5 separate regions of the Homo sapiens genome follow, and all the other regions are linked to region 3. The links are chromatin contacts, found by Hi-C or POLR2A ChIA-PET in ENCODE. All regions are on one chromosome and are shown on one strand. The core of a region is the stretch at or near the end of the contact, and the rest is flanking DNA. Distances in the headings are between cores, read along the strand shown. Region 1 holds the start of CDK2AP2 (cyclin dependent kinase 2 associated protein 2). Region 2 holds the start of PACS1 (phosphofurin acidic cluster sorting protein 1). Region 3 holds the start of RBM14 (RNA binding motif protein 14). Region 4 holds the start of CCDC85B (coiled-coil domain containing 85B). Region 5 holds the start of EFEMP2 (EGF containing fibulin extracellular matrix protein 2).

What was found. A loop is a pair of places that touch in the nucleus more often than their neighbours do. ChIA-PET counts read pairs that join two places held with the same protein, here RNA polymerase II (POLR2A). Pooled maps may share reads with other maps.
Region 1: a loop to region 3 is called in a map of CD8-positive, alpha-beta T cell, with 6 times the contacts of the local background. The contact joins the promoter of CDK2AP2 here to the promoter of RBM14 in region 3. A Hi-C loop is called at or near these places in 2 of 168 maps with a recorded cell type or tissue (CD8-positive, alpha-beta T cell and naive thymus-derived CD4-positive, alpha-beta T cell) and 9 of 50 pooled maps. POLR2A ChIA-PET finds 5 or more read pairs at or near these places in 1 of 52 experiments (BJ).
Region 2: a map of naive thymus-derived CD4-positive, alpha-beta T cell shows a loop between it and region 3 (7-fold over the local background). The contact joins the promoter of PACS1 here to the promoter of RBM14 in region 3. A Hi-C loop is called at or near these places in 1 of 168 maps with a recorded cell type or tissue (naive thymus-derived CD4-positive, alpha-beta T cell), 1 of 37 single-sample maps with no recorded cell type and 7 of 50 pooled maps. POLR2A ChIA-PET finds 5 or more read pairs at or near these places in 1 of 52 experiments (activated CD8-positive, alpha-beta memory T cell).
Region 4: a loop to region 3 is called in a pooled map, with 6 times the contacts of the local background. The contact joins the promoter of CCDC85B here to the promoter of RBM14 in region 3. A Hi-C loop is called at or near these places in 1 of 37 single-sample maps with no recorded cell type and 5 of 50 pooled maps. POLR2A ChIA-PET finds 5 or more read pairs at or near these places in 2 of 52 experiments (CD8-positive, alpha-beta T cell and Panc1).
Region 5: a loop to region 3 is called in a pooled map, with 4 times the contacts of the local background. The contact joins the promoter of EFEMP2 here to the promoter of RBM14 in region 3. A Hi-C loop is called at or near these places in 4 of 50 pooled maps. POLR2A ChIA-PET finds 5 or more read pairs at or near these places in 2 of 52 experiments (Panc1 and activated B cell).

What each region holds. Positions count from the first base shown.
Region 1 is chr11:67,506,844-67,509,543 of GRCh38, forward strand. CDK2AP2 (cyclin dependent kinase 2 associated protein 2) reads right to left here and starts at 1,319. Exons shown (of 4, transcript NM_005851.5): 1 at 1,158-1,319; 2 at 749-846; 3 at 522-654; 4 at 1-169. The coding sequence starts at 1,239. The coding sequence ends at 102. RefSeq lists silencers at 1,192-1,291, 1,602-1,851.
Region 2 is chr11:66,068,885-66,071,584 of GRCh38, forward strand. PACS1 (phosphofurin acidic cluster sorting protein 1) reads left to right here and starts at 1,388. Exons shown (of 24, transcript NM_018026.4): 1 at 1,388-1,958. The coding sequence starts at 1,603. It overlaps SF3B2 (splicing factor 3b subunit 2), which reads left to right. Exons shown (of 22, transcript NM_006842.3): 22 at 1-424. RefSeq lists silencers at 948-1,567, 1,578-1,627, 1,778-1,907, 1,918-2,067, 2,128-2,332.
Region 3 is chr11:66,615,260-66,617,959 of GRCh38, forward strand. RBM14 (RNA binding motif protein 14) reads left to right here and starts at 1,371. Exons shown (of 3, transcript NM_006328.4): 1 at 1,371-1,798. The coding sequence starts at 1,462. RBM14-RBM4 (RBM14-RBM4 readthrough) reads left to right here and starts at 1,371. Exons shown (of 2, transcript NM_001198846.2): 1 at 1,371-1,798. The coding sequence starts at 1,462. RefSeq lists enhancers at 847-956, 1,321-2,254, 1,387-1,616.
Region 4 is chr11:65,889,380-65,892,079 of GRCh38, forward strand. CCDC85B (coiled-coil domain containing 85B) reads left to right here and starts at 1,294. Exons shown (of 1, transcript NM_006848.3): 1 at 1,294-2,256. The coding sequence starts at 1,405. The coding sequence ends at 2,013. FOSL1 (FOS like 1, AP-1 transcription factor subunit) reads right to left here. Exons shown (of 4, transcript NM_005438.5): 4 at 2,670-2,700. RefSeq lists a silencer at 1,085-1,564.
Region 5 is chr11:65,871,465-65,874,164 of GRCh38, forward strand. EFEMP2 (EGF containing fibulin extracellular matrix protein 2) reads right to left here and starts at 1,336. Exons shown (of 11, transcript NM_016938.5): 1 at 1,219-1,336; 2 at 780-897; 3 at 506-554. The coding sequence starts at 890. RefSeq lists a silencer at 2,339-2,398.

The DNA.
Region 1 (2,700 bases), core at 69-2,568, 890 kb after region 3:
AAGCCCAGGATGGTTAGTGCAACTCGGGATGAAGGCCAGGGAGAAGCGGGTGCTCTGCAGTGGCCGGATAGGTCCAGACGCTGAGGCCGAGGCGCTTCCTGTTACGTGCGGGCGTTCCGCTCTGTCTCTGCCAGGCACTCTCTGACTAGGGCCCGGGCATGGATGATACCTGGGGGTGGGGTGGGGTCTCAGCAACCCTCCACAGCCCCACCCACTGCCCTCCAGAGGAGGACCCCTGCCTCCCCACTCCCTTTCCACTTTCGGCAAAAGAAATTCAAATCTAATGACGGCTAGATGAAATTAGAGGTTTGGTTAATCCTCAAGGTTGCCCTGTTGAAATACAAATTCCCATGCTCTTCCCTGGAAATGGACTCAATTTCAATTCGATTCAAAACACCTCTCTGGTAGTAATACTGGACATCCTCTAGGCTTGGCTCAGGTGGCCTCCAGATGTCCTTCCTTCCCTCATGAAGGATAGTCCAGTGTCGGTTTCCTGAGCAGGGCGGCCTGGCCTCACTTACCTCTCTTCAGGCGCTCCATGGCGCTCTTGCTGCCAGCATAGGTAGGCCGGATCTCTTTGCCCATCTCCTCTATGACTGACAGCAGGTCCGTGTAGGTGCTCTGGGAGCCCTGGGCGCCGGGTGGCTTCATCGCCTATGTCAAAAGAGAACAGGGCAGTGAGCTCAGGCACCTGGCGGGGAGGGGGACTCCAGTCCGCATCCATAAGCAAGGCTTTGGCCCCACTCACCTGCACGTAGCCCATGGAAGGCGGTCCAAAGTCGTTAAACAGCGGTCTGAAAGGAGCGCCGGCTCCTGGCACTGAGCCCGACGGCGACGGGACGCTTCCTGCAGCAACAGGCGCGAGTAAGAGGTCAGCGCGGGGCAGGGACGCCGCCTCCCAGCTTTTCCAAGCCCAGGACCGGGTTCGCCCGATTCCCTCCAAAGGATGCTTCATTCCATGCTGATCAACTTCAGGGACAAATCCCTCCCACTGCGCTCCACCTACAAGCCCTTACGTGACCACGCCCACTTCACAGGCCAGCAAACTGAGGCTCAGCGAGGGTAGGCGGCAGGCCCAGTATTGCAGAACTCAGGCCGTCTTCTCTTCGAGACCTCGACCGCCCGGCAGGCGAGCAGGGGTGGAGCTGGATCCTCACCTGTAGGGACCGGGGTGCCCGGCCCAGGGGTGCTGGAGCCAGGGGTGCTGCTGGGAGCAGGGGCGATGGGTTTGTAGGACATCCCCAACTCCTGGGCGCGGCGGACGCCAGCCGGCCGCTCCTCGGGGGTTGGCTGCGGGGCCGCTCAGCCGCGCTCTGATTGGCAAGCGGGCTGCACGCCCCTGGTAAATAGAGGTCTGGCCGGAAGGGCGAGCGGGCACGAATGCTCCCTCACTCCCGATTGGTGCGCGAAGATGTCACTCGAGCCTCCTTATTGGCCGAGACCTGCCCCAGCAGGTCGCAACCGCCGCCGATTGGCCTCCGCCTTCCGGACCTCGCACCTGTCTGCTCCGGATTGGGCGGTGGCCACCGCCCTCCGCAATTGGCGAGTTCGCGGCCCGGGCCGGCGCGCTCTCAATCCGATTAGTCCCCAGGCCCTAGAGGCGGGGCCTTGGGAACCGGGACCCGGGGCTGGGCTGCCGGTTCGCGCCGAGGGGTCTTCCCGGGCGCGGGCGCTACCCTCGCGCCTCACTCGCGCTGCTTCAGACGTCTGCTCCGCTCTGCCCAGTTTCGGCCCAGCAGGGGTTGCTGTCGCAGCTGCCGTCGCCGCTGCCACCGGTGCCTTGCGCGCTTCTCCGCTCTGGGGGCCGAAGGACGCAGGGCTTTGACGTCCCGAGCCCTGCGCCCCACCCCGTGCGCTTTTACGTCACCTTTCACCGGTTCAACACCCGCTCCCCGATCTGCGCATGCGCCCGCCCGAGGCCTGCGTTTGTTCCCATGGCAACAGGCCCCTCATGGATGCCGCCACGTACCGTTCTTCCTGCGGCTTGGCTCGTCCTCAGGTCTAAGGGCGACCTCAAAGACCCCTTTACCCGCACCCCCAAGGCCCCGCGCTGCTGCCTAAGTTAGTGACAATGGCCGTAGGGCAAACCTTCGGGATTACTTGCGTGCCGGGCCCCGGACCAAACTGGTCAAGAGCACCGACTGGAGCCAACCGTCTGGGTTCAAATCTCAGCACCACCCCCACTAGCGATTTCCCCCAGGCAAGTTTCTCACCTCAGTATGCCTCAGTTTCCCCATCCGTAAAATGGGGAAAATGACGATCTCATTGGGTTGTGTGGATTAAATGAATAGTCATAAAGTGCTTGTTGTTTCATTCTCCGCCTTCCTGTCCCACAGGGCCCCCATACCTTTCCACTCCACCACTCAGACCCCTCCCCTCAAGTCTCACTCCCCACAGAGTTAGACCTCAGACCCTCCTCCACTCCCTAACCCTTTCTCCCAGGCTCCTTCTCCAAACTCAAACTTCTCTGGCCTTGTGTATCTTCATGCTCCCAGCTTTGTAGATCTTCATCTCTAGGACAGTCATTCATTCATTCATTCATTCATTCATCCAACAAGCATGTTCTGGCTGAGCGCGGTGGCTCACGCCTGTAATCCCAGCACTTTGGGAGGCCGAGGCGGGCGGATCACGAGGTCAGGAGTTCGAGACTAGCCTGGCCAACATGGTGAAACCCCCATCTCTACTAAAAATACAAAAATT
Region 2 (2,700 bases), core at 138-2,637, 550 kb before region 3:
CAAGGAAAGAGATGAATATTTAACACTCCTGAGCCTCCCTCATCTCCTTTTAGCCCCTTCTTGCAAAAGGACTAAAATAGTCTCTTTCTACAATCACTGGGCTGCCCCAGTAACCACGAACATAAACTGGGATTAGACGGCGCATTTGACTGGTGGTGACGCCAACCCCAGGCTGAAATCTGTGTTTCACCACTGCCCTGCTTTGTAGGAAGGCTTGGGGGAAGTACCTCTAGGTCTGGTTTGACCTTACTACTTTGTCCTTGGGGAGTAAAAATAGCCAGATTAGCGCCCTAGCGCGGCAGAGGAAGTAACAGTGGGCTTGGGAAGTAGGCCAGGGCAGGCCTTCCCAACTGACCTTGTGACCAGAAGTTCAAGTCCTTACCTGTGCGACAACATAGCTCAAAAGCTAAATTGTCTTGAGTCCATATGAACCCTTGGGTTCAAGCAACACTAGTCGCTGGGGTTTGGGATTTGTATGTGGGATGGGGGGACTTACTTTCTCCAGGTTGTAATCTGGTCCTGAGCAGCCTTTCTGACAGACTAGAGCAGGCTGGATCACTGGCTCCCATGGGCATTTGCCAGCCTGTGGGGAGGGTAGTCATGCGCTGCTGTTGTACTACTGTTGGTGTTTAAGTGCACCAGTGGAGGCGCTCACTTGCCGGAGGGTTCAAGATGGTCTCGGGGTTGTGGGGGGCATGATCCAGATAGGACGTGGCAGCTGAGCTAGGCCTTAGGAGGAATGGAATTTTAGAAATTTGGTAAGCAACAAAGCACTGGCACTCTAAAGAGGCATTTGGGGGGTAGGGAAAGAAGAGGAAGGTTGGCTCCAGATGGGCCCCGGGGTAGCTTGAGAATTCACTTATGCGAAGAACCTTCTGGACTCCAGGTCCCTGAGCCCCCGCTTGCCCTCGGGGCGGGAACTTCCCGGATCACAGGCACCCGCGGTGGCAGCGGGCCCCGGGTCTCCGCCGACCTCTCTGTTTGCCGGGGCCGCAGGGCAGGGCTAGGTCGGCAGGCGGAGAGCCGGCTTCCCCGGGCAGACCCCCACCGCTGGGGGCGGGTTCCGCATTGGCTCCGAAGACCCGAGGGGCCGAGGCGCGCTCCCGCGGCGGCCCCCTCCCTGCAGGGACCGAATCCCGGAAAAGCCGGGTTTCCGCTGGCGGGGCCGCGGCCGGCCGTGGGCGGGGAGGGGAGGAGCGGGGGCAGACTGGCAGCGGATTTGAGGGCAGGACCCGTGGGCGCGCGCTGGCCACAGACCACCCCTTCTACTCCGCGGGAGCGAGGGGCGCGCGTGGCTGCACGCAGGGCGCGAGCGCGCCCGGCCCGGCCCCTCCGCGCTGGGTGGGGCCGCGCGGGCCGGGCTCCCCGCCCCCTCCCGGACACGCCCACCCGTGTCGGCCTCGCGAGCCGCAACAGGCAGCGGCGGTCGAGCGCGAGGCCCGCGCGCCCAGAGGCCCCGCGCGTGCGTGCAGCTCGCTGGCTGCTCGCGCTCGGGCAGGCGGGCTGAGGAGGCTGCCGCGCCCCCGCCGCCGCCGCCGCGGGGGAAGCCTGGGAGCCAGATCGGCGTCGCCTCGGCCTCCGTAACCCCCGCCTAGCCGGGCCATGGCGGAACGCGGAGGGGCGGGCGGTGGTCCCGGAGGCGCCGGGGGCGGCAGCGGCCAGCGGGGATCCGGGGTCGCCCAGTCCCCTCAGCAGCCGCCGCCGCAGCAGCAGCAGCAGCAGCCGCCGCAGCAGCCGACGCCCCCCAAGCTGGCCCAGGCCACCTCGTCGTCCTCGTCCACCTCGGCGGCGGCTGCCTCCTCCTCGTCCTCGTCTACCTCCACCTCCATGGCCGTGGCGGTGGCCTCGGGCTCCGCGCCTCCCGGTGGCCCGGGGCCAGGCCGCACCCCCGCCCCGGTGCAGATGAACCTGTACGCCACCTGGGAGGTGGACCGGAGCTCGTCCAGCTGCGTGCCTAGGTGAGCGCGGGAGGGTGCGGCGGGGCGCCGGGGGAGCGGGGTGGCCGCCGGGGCCCAGCCCTCCCCGCCCCAGCGCCCATGGGGTCCCCGCCCTCCATCTCCCCGACTGTCCCGCGGCCCGGCCTGGCTCCAGCCAGGCCTCCCGGGACTCCTGCCACGGGGACCCGCCCTCTCCTGGCAGCCCCACCTTCTGCCTGGGGCCGGGACCACCCTTCTGTCCTCCCCGAGGGACCTTCTGGCCTCGGCCCCGGGCTTTCTCCGATTGGGCTGACCGAATCCGGCCTTCCTGGCAGTCAGTTTCCCTGAGTAAGTCACTCTCCTGCCTCGCCGGCGCCGGGAGCTGTACATACATGGATGTGGTATAGATCTCTTGATATTATTATTTCCCAATAGACTCAGCATGTGCCAAACTCGATTGTCACCTCTTGCAGGTAAAGCTCATATAATCACCCTAGGGGCTTCTCATTAGCCTTCGGCACACATGTTCATTTGAACTTCATATTACACACGTTCTGTCCCAAGCGCTAGGCTCTTAGTTTTGGGGCCCTATTTAATGTGTCCTCAAGTGTATTTTTACCTCCCCTCCCCCACTAAAACTGGTCCCAGAATCTCCCAGCTCTGCAGGGCTGTATGAAATTACTGCCTTGTTCCTAAATTCAATCCATTGCTCTCTGTCTGTTGGAACCATCTGGGGACTTTCCTTCCATTGGCAAAATAGGCCTGAGTTTGGGAATATTTTCTG
Region 3 (2,700 bases), core at 121-2,620:
TTGCTTCTGCCCCAGCACTCTTTGACTTGTACTTTCTGGCCGGCATGATCTTCCCTCAGAGGATGGCTTAGTTCCCTTGATTACTCCAAGTCCTCATCACCATCTAACACGCTTATGTTTTACTTATTTCTTGCCTGTTTCTCCCCACCATAAGATCCAAGAAGGTTGGGATTTCTGTCATTTTTTTTTGTTCACTGCTATATTCTTGGTGGTGTCCACATGGTAGGTGCTATTTGTTGACTGAACACGTAGGCAAATATTTCCCTGAGTTTGTCACATGTCTATGTTTTTGATGTTGTCTGCCATGCAACAATCTTATTTACATACTCAAATCTGTTTAAAAAAATTTTTGAGACGGAATCTCACTGTCGCCCATGCTGGAGTGCAGTGGCGTGATCTTGGCTCACTGCAACCTCCGCCTTCCGGGTTCAAGTGATTCTCCTGCCTCAGCCTCCCAAGTAGCTGGGATTACAGGCGCGCACCACCACACCCGGCTAATTTTGTATTTTTAGTAGAGACGGGGTTTCACCATTTTGGCCAGGCTGGTCCTGAACTCCTGACCTCCGGTGATCTGCTTGCCTTGGTCTCCCAAAGTGCTGGAATTACAGGCGTGAGCCACCGCTCCCGGACTAAAATTTTTTTTAAGGCTCAACTTTTGCTTCCTGCAGAATTAATTTTCTCGTTTATTAAACTGTTTATTATGAAAACCTTCAACATACAATAACGTCATTCCATTATTTCTTGACTGGGAATTCCATCAGGGCAGAGGCCTTTGATTTTTCACCGGCTGCCAGGACCTCAGCAACCCCAGGGAATGTTTCCAAAGAATCAATTAATGGCACGAGGGCTTCTCCGGGGCCTGCCTCAGGTCCCCTCGCGGTGCTCAGCACAGTCCTGGGAGCCGTTTGCCGACTCAAGGCGCCTGTCCTGGTTTCTCCCGCCAGGCCCGGCCTTCCCCCGTACACTCACGCGGCAACCCCCAGGCGCGGGTTTGGACAGGGCTTCCAGAATGGGAGGAGCCCTGACTTCCAATTGTACAAAGTTTTCCTGGGAGCCCGCCGGTCCCAGCCCCACCCGGGCCAGAGACCGCCTTACAGACTAGGCCTCTCTGCCGCCGGCGCCGCTCGCGCGCGTTCTCCTCTCTTCAGCCCTCCCTCTTCTTCCCAACCCCCTCTCCCGCCACGGGCTGTGGCGGTTGGTCGTCCCTTTCCCACCCCCTCAGCTAACGAGCGGGCTCTAGGCCCTCTGGGATTGGCTGTGCCTGAGCACATCTTCCCTCAGCGTTTCTGATTGGTCGCTGGACGCGCGGGATGCGAGTCCCCATTGGCTAGGCCAGGGCGCCTGCGCGGCGGGGTTCTCGGTCGCCAGCCATTCCTGAGGAGGACTGCCGGTCGTTCGGACGTCTTGCCTGTCGCTGGAGGAGAGGTCCGGGCTCTCCAGGAAGGTGGCTGCGGCGACAAAATGAAGATATTCGTGGGCAACGTCGACGGGGCGGATACGACTCCGGAGGAGCTGGCAGCCCTCTTTGCGCCCTACGGCACGGTCATGAGCTGCGCCGTCATGAAACAGTTCGCCTTCGTGCACATGCGCGAGAACGCGGGCGCGCTGCGCGCCATCGAAGCCCTGCACGGCCACGAGCTGCGGCCGGGGCGCGCGCTCGTGGTGGAGATGTCGCGCCCAAGGCCTCTTAATACTTGGAAGATTTTCGTGGGCAATGTGTCGGCTGCATGCACGAGCCAGGAACTGCGCAGCCTCTTCGAGCGCCGCGGACGCGTCATCGAGTGTGACGTGGTGAAAGGTAACGCGGAGGCGCGCTCGGGGGCGGGGGCGCGCTCGGGGCACTCTGCCTGTTAGCCACGCCCCTTACCCGGGGGTCGGTCACTGCGCGGTTGGGAGGGGTGGGGAAGTGCGCGGGAGCAGGTCGGAGGTGTTGGGGGCGCGTTGGGTAGAGCCACCCTCCTCCCCTGCGGTCCAGGAACCGTCCACCAAGTAGGAGGAAGCGGCTCTGGGTGGGTGCGGCGGCCACTGCGAGCCAAGCTACGGGGCCGGGGACGCGCCTGAGAGCCTTGCGAGTGTTCCGGGGGCGCGCCTTCTCCTGGTCTCCTGGGCCTGGCACCCAGCGGAAATTGGGAAGTGACGGGCACAAGCCGGATCATGAAGCGGGGAAGATTTCTCCACTTCCCCACTTCCTCTCCAGACGTCGGTCAGAGCAAGGGAAGAGGGAAAAGGTGGGGGCTGACGCCCCAAGGCCGCCCTCCTGTTCCCTCCCGATGAATGTGCTCAAGCGGAAGGTAACGGGGCCCTTGGACGTTTCTCGGGCTGGGGTCTTTTAGTCTTGTCTGGCATGGGTCTACTCATGGGCACAGTTACACGTGGGTACGAGAGGGGCCCCTTCCGAATCACTTTGGCCTTTCAATATTAGGTAGGTTAGGCGTGGCAGCTCTGTGCTTTTCTCCTCCCTCAAACTTGGGGTTTTTCTTTGGGCTCGATTTTACATCTGTCAACTGGAAACCCCAGCCTTTTGCATGTGCAAGAAAGCTTGTTTTATGAAGTCCCCTTCTGCGTAGTCTTTACATGCCAAGCCAGTGCCCTAGGGCAGTGTCATTCTTTTATAAGCTTGGTGACTTTGCAGGGGGGCATACTCTGGCTGAGGGGGTCCTGGGGAGGGGTCTGTGAGAGCTCTTCATTAAACAGTGGCTA
Region 4 (2,700 bases), core at 44-2,543, 730 kb before region 3:
CCCTCCCCGCAGGGTCCGGCCCACACAGATCAGCCCAATCTTTTTAAATACATTTTTTTTTTCGAGACAGCGTCTCGCTCTGTCGCCCAGGCTGGAGTGCAGTGGCGCGATCTCGGCTCACTGCAACCTCCGCCTCCCGGGTTCAAGCAGTTCTCTGCCTCAGCCTCCCGAGTAGCTGAGATTACAGGCTCCTCCCACCACGCCCGGCTAATTTTTGTATTTTTAGTAGAAACGGGGTTTCACCATCTTGGCCAGTTAAAGGCATATTTTAAAATGTTACTCCCTTGCTTAACATCCTTACAAATGTTACTCTCTTGCTTAACATCCTTAGTGGCCTTTGGAAATGCTCCAACCTGGTACTGGAAGTTCTTAAGAATCTGGCTTTTACCTACCTTTGAAGCCTCGCTCTCTCTCTCTTAGCATTTTCTCGACACATCTGCTTTTCAAAAACCAAGCTATCCTCATTGTTCCTAAAGCAGCTAGGCTCTTTCGGGCACCAGTGTCTTTCACTATGTTATTCTCTCTCCCTGAAATAGCTCTTTACTTGGCAAAGTCCTATGGATCTACCAGAGCCTCTTGGATAGCATCTCTTTTGGGAACCCTCTTAAGGACCCTCAGACCATACTCCTCCCGGATTTATTTCTTGCTTAACACAGCTTGACTTCCCGGACAGACTGCGACCTCCTTGAGGATGGAATCGGTATTTTGGTTAAATTTATTTCTGCATGGGCCTTGCACATAAAAAACGTTTATTGAACAAACGAATCCTGTATGTTCCTCCCCCCAGGCAGGAAACGCTCCCTGGGAGGGAGGGTAGTCTATTGGTGAGCTAGGACGTTTGGACTCAGGGTTCCGAGGAACCAGGAGCGATCCTTAGTGGGCCGAGACTTCCGAATTTGATCAAAGGTAAAGAGGGACTGGAGAGCGGTCCATCTGACTTCTGTGGGGGATGGGCAGGAGTCAGGGGCGGACGCCTGAATCTTGTTTCTCAGAAGAGCCGAGAGGCCTAGGCTCAAGCTTGGGGCGATCCGGTACTTGGAGGTTCGAAGCTCCTAGTTTCGGGTTGAGACCGATGTGGAGGGCGATGACGCGCGGGTTCCTTGACATCGAGGATCAGTAACACCCGGAGTGGGTGGGGAACGAGGGGGGCGGCCCCTGAGCTCAGGCCCCGCCCCTTTCCGGGGACGTTTCACCGGATTGGCTGTCCTTCCATAACGACATGCGGCCCCGCCCCGGCGCGCGCCCCGCCGCGTGCCCAGCCCGGGTAGCTGCTGCAGCCTACGCTGCCTCGGCCACTGCCTGCCGCGTGCGGAGCCGGAGCCCGAGCCTGAGTGGCGCCGGGCCCGACGTGGGGCTCCTGGGCCGCGGCGGCGGGCGGGCGATGCTCCAGAGGCCTGACCAGCCATGGAGGCCGAGGCAGGCGGCCTGGAGGAGCTGACGGACGAGGAGATGGCGGCGCTAGGCAAGGAAGAGCTAGTGCGGCGCCTGCGGCGGGAGGAGGCGGCGCGCCTGGCGGCACTGGTGCAGCGCGGCCGCCTCATGCAGGAGGTGAATCGGCAGCTGCAGGGCCACCTGGGCGAGATCCGCGAGCTCAAGCAGCTCAACCGGCGTCTGCAGGCAGAGAACCGTGAGCTGCGCGACCTCTGCTGCTTCCTGGACTCGGAGCGCCAGCGCGGGCGGCGCGCCGCACGCCAGTGGCAGCTCTTCGGGACCCAAGCATCCCGGGCCGTGCGCGAGGACCTGGGCGGCTGTTGGCAGAAGCTGGCCGAGCTGGAGGGCCGCCAGGAGGAGCTGCTGCGGGAGAACCTAGCGCTTAAGGAGCTCTGCCTGGCGCTGGGCGAAGAATGGGGCCCCCGCGGCGGCCCCAGCGGCGCCGGGGGATCAGGAGCCGGGCCAGCACCCGAGCTTGCCTTGCCCCCGTGCGGGCCCCGCGACCTAGGCGATGGAAGCTCCAGCACTGGCAGCGTGGGCAGTCCGGATCAGTTGCCCCTGGCCTGTTCCCCCGATGATTGAAGGCACTGCTTCCTCCACGCCGACGCCCGCCCGGATTGCTCCCCGAGCCCCGGGACCGCTGTGGACCTCGGGACCTGGACGCCGTCCTGGCTGCGCAGGAGGGGCCGCTGGCATGGACTAAGAAATCCTGACACCAAGAAGGGCCCCTCGCTCTTGCTGGCAGGGCAGCAGGGGGACTGAAGGCTGGAGCGGAGGGACTTGCTGGGGGTTGGATTGGGGGTAATAAACCCGGACGGAAGCGGAGCCCACGGCCTGGGCAGCGTCTGTTTGGTACTCGCCGGGGTTGGGGCGAGGGTGGGGTGCTGATACAGGGTACAATTCCCATCCAGAAGGACTGCAGAACTAATGATTCCCCCATTACTTCGAGCCTGGGGTGGGATGCGGGGCAGTGGTAAACCAGACTTCCCCCATCGGGCGCCGGGACCGGCCTTAATCCAGCCCCTGAAGTGGCTCCAGCTCCCTTCCCGGCTCCTTCCTGTCCAAGACAATGGGGCAGGAAGCAGGTGCTGGGGGCCTAGAACCACTCGGCCGCCTCCTCTGAGGCTGGAAGGGGGCATAACAGCGCCCCTCCGTGGCACACGCAGCAGCACTGTGGGCCCCCACGGGGAGAGGGGCGGTAAGCCTCTTCGCTTTTACCCCAGAGGACTGTCTCCCCTCAGTCCCGGAGATGAGGCCGAGCGGATGTAG
Region 5 (2,700 bases), core at 86-2,585, 740 kb before region 3:
AGCAAAGCCTTCCCACTCTGCTCAACAAGCTAAGTCTGCCTGCTCAGGACCCCTCCCCAGGGTTGGCCAAGGCTGGAGATGGGGCAGCTGTTCCCACTGTTGCCCTCATTCTCGGCCTGCAAGTGGGTCTCTATCCCTCCCCACGGCCCTAGCCCTAGCTCAGCCCAAGATGGGGGGCCTCCTTACCCACCCCTGGGGACGCTACCCTCCCAGGTTGTGATGAGACAAAGAGCTGGGACAGGAGAGTGGTTCAGAGAAGGCGTACAGGATCCAGCTCCTCTGAGGGGTAGGGACAAGGTTTCCTGGGTTTCTGGGAGAGGATGAGGCCACCCCTAGCTCAACTGGCCTCCAGAGAGCCAGAGCTGGCCTCTGTGTAGCAGAGCTGGGCATAGAACGGGCTGCTGGGCTCCCACGGCAGTTCTTGGAGGTGGGGCTGTCCCTTGGAAAGCAGCTATCAATCCCTTTCCGGGTTCCTGGGGGTGTTTGGTCCCCCAGGCACACACACCCCGGCAGTGCTGGCTGTCTGGGTCCCACTCATAGCCATCTGTGCATTCCTGGAAGGGAACCAGAAGTGGCCAGTGGTCACCCTAAGATCTCCTCCAACTGGCCAGGCCAAGACTAGGGCCTGAGCCTGGCCACCCTCCGGCCTGCTCCAAACAATGGCCCCCAGCTCTCCACCAGCCAGGGGAGGAAGACTTCCCCGGCAGCAGTCACCCTGGGTCCCGGTCTCTTCCTCCCTACCCTTCCTGTCCCAGGCCAGCGGCCCTCACTGTCCCCACCGTGTAGCTGTCGGGCTCTTCAGAATCCTGAGGAGAAGCTGATCCCAAGAGCAACAGTAGCAGCGCCCAGAGCAGTAGAGACCCGGGTAGGCAGGAGGCGCAGGGGAGCATCCTGGGGCTGCGAGATGGTGGACACGGGTCAGGGGCCTCTGCCCGCGGCACCTCAACTCCCTGTACCGGGAGCCCGAGCCCAGCCCCCGCCACTGCCCGCTCAGGACCGTGCTTGGGCCTCGGGGCCTCCCAGGGCTGGGGGCCGACTCCTCACAGGCCCAGGTCCCAGGCCCGGGTCCCAGGCCCACCCGCCCCGGCCACCCCGCCCCCGCCCCGCGCCCCTGCGGCGAAGGCCGAGGAGCGCGGGCCTCTGTGGGCGCTACGCTGCCGCGGACTCGGCCGAGACTCCGGCCCACGCCCTCCCCCACGGACGGTCACAGCCACTCACTTGGGCCCGCGACACCCCCGCGGCCCGCGGCTCTGGCGGCTCGGCTGGCTCGGGCAATGCCTGCGGGCAGACGGACGGGCGGACGGCACAGCTCCCTGGACGCGCGGCCCCAGGAAGCGCCCCCCGCCCGCCCGCCTGCCGCGGCGCGGCCCACCCCGGCGCCTCCGCCCGCCCTTCGGCGGATTCCTGAGCCAGCGCCAGGGGGAGGGACCCCGACCCCCCGCTTCTCCGCCCCCGGCCAGCCACAGGCCCCTACCCGGTCCCCCGCGGCGCCGCCAGGAGCCGCCTCCCGGCGCCGGACCAGGGTCCCCCAGTGCTCGATCCTGGGGCCCCGACCTTGATGCCAGGCCCCCAGACTCACCCGGGGGCCCCCAGACGCTCACCAAAAATGTCATCCTGCTCACCTAGGTCCTACCTAATCTGCGCCCCCAGAATTTCATCCTGTGCACCCACACCGTAATCCTGGAGCCCCCAGATTCTCATTGTGCGCCTCCCGAGATCGTCCTGGGTACCTAGAGCCCACCTAACCCAGTCCTCCAGACCCTCAATCTGCTCCCTGCAAAATTTTATTCTCTGCCCCAGACCGTCATTGTAAAAGATCCTAAAACTTCATCCAGGGTCCCCAGACCCTCGCCCAGGAACGAGAGGCTCCCAGGAGCAGAACTGTCCTTCTCGCTCCCTCCTGCCCTCCACCCCCAGGACCGTCTTCAGCCGGGTGGTCCTTTCACTACACACGGCCTCCCCCACACCCTCCATCCACAAAGCTACAAGTTTGGGGGCGAGGGCGGCAGTTCCCTTTTGGCACAAAATGAATGGAAGCCCCTGAGAAGGAGGGCAGGGCTGATGTCGGACGTGCGGGATGCCAGAGTCGGGTGCCAAGGCGCCTCCTCGACCTCCTCGCACCAGCGTCCCCCGCCCGGTTTCCGCCTCCGCCCGAAGTGGGGGCGTGTCCTTGGGGCGGAGTATGGGCGGGGCTGGCTCCCAGGAAGGGCGTGGCCTCTGTTTGCCCACGTCTTTGGGCGGGGCCAGGCGGGAAAGCACTGCGTGTCCGGGGATCCCCCGCCTGGGGCCCGCCCTTCCTTTCCCCTTGCCATCCCTGCTTATCCCCGCAGTCGCCCTCCACGTGACCCCGGGGAGGGAGTCTGCCGAGGAGGGGACGTGCTGGTGGGTCCCGCGGCGAGCGCCTGGGGCTCAGGTGAACTGCGCAGTGCCCGCTCCTCGCCACTCTGCCACCACCATCCCTCCCAGCTGCTGGGGCAGAAGGTTAAATAATAGCTCTTTAGGGGCCGGACGCGGTGGCTCAAGCCTGTAATCCCAGCACTTTGAGAGGCCGAGGCAGGTGGATCACCTGAGGTCAGGAGTTCGAGACCAGTCTGGACAACATGGTGAAACCCCGTCTCTACTAAAAATATAAAAATTAGCCAGGCGTGGTGGCGCGTGCCTGTAGTCGCAGCTACTCAGGAGCCTGAGGCAGGAGAATCA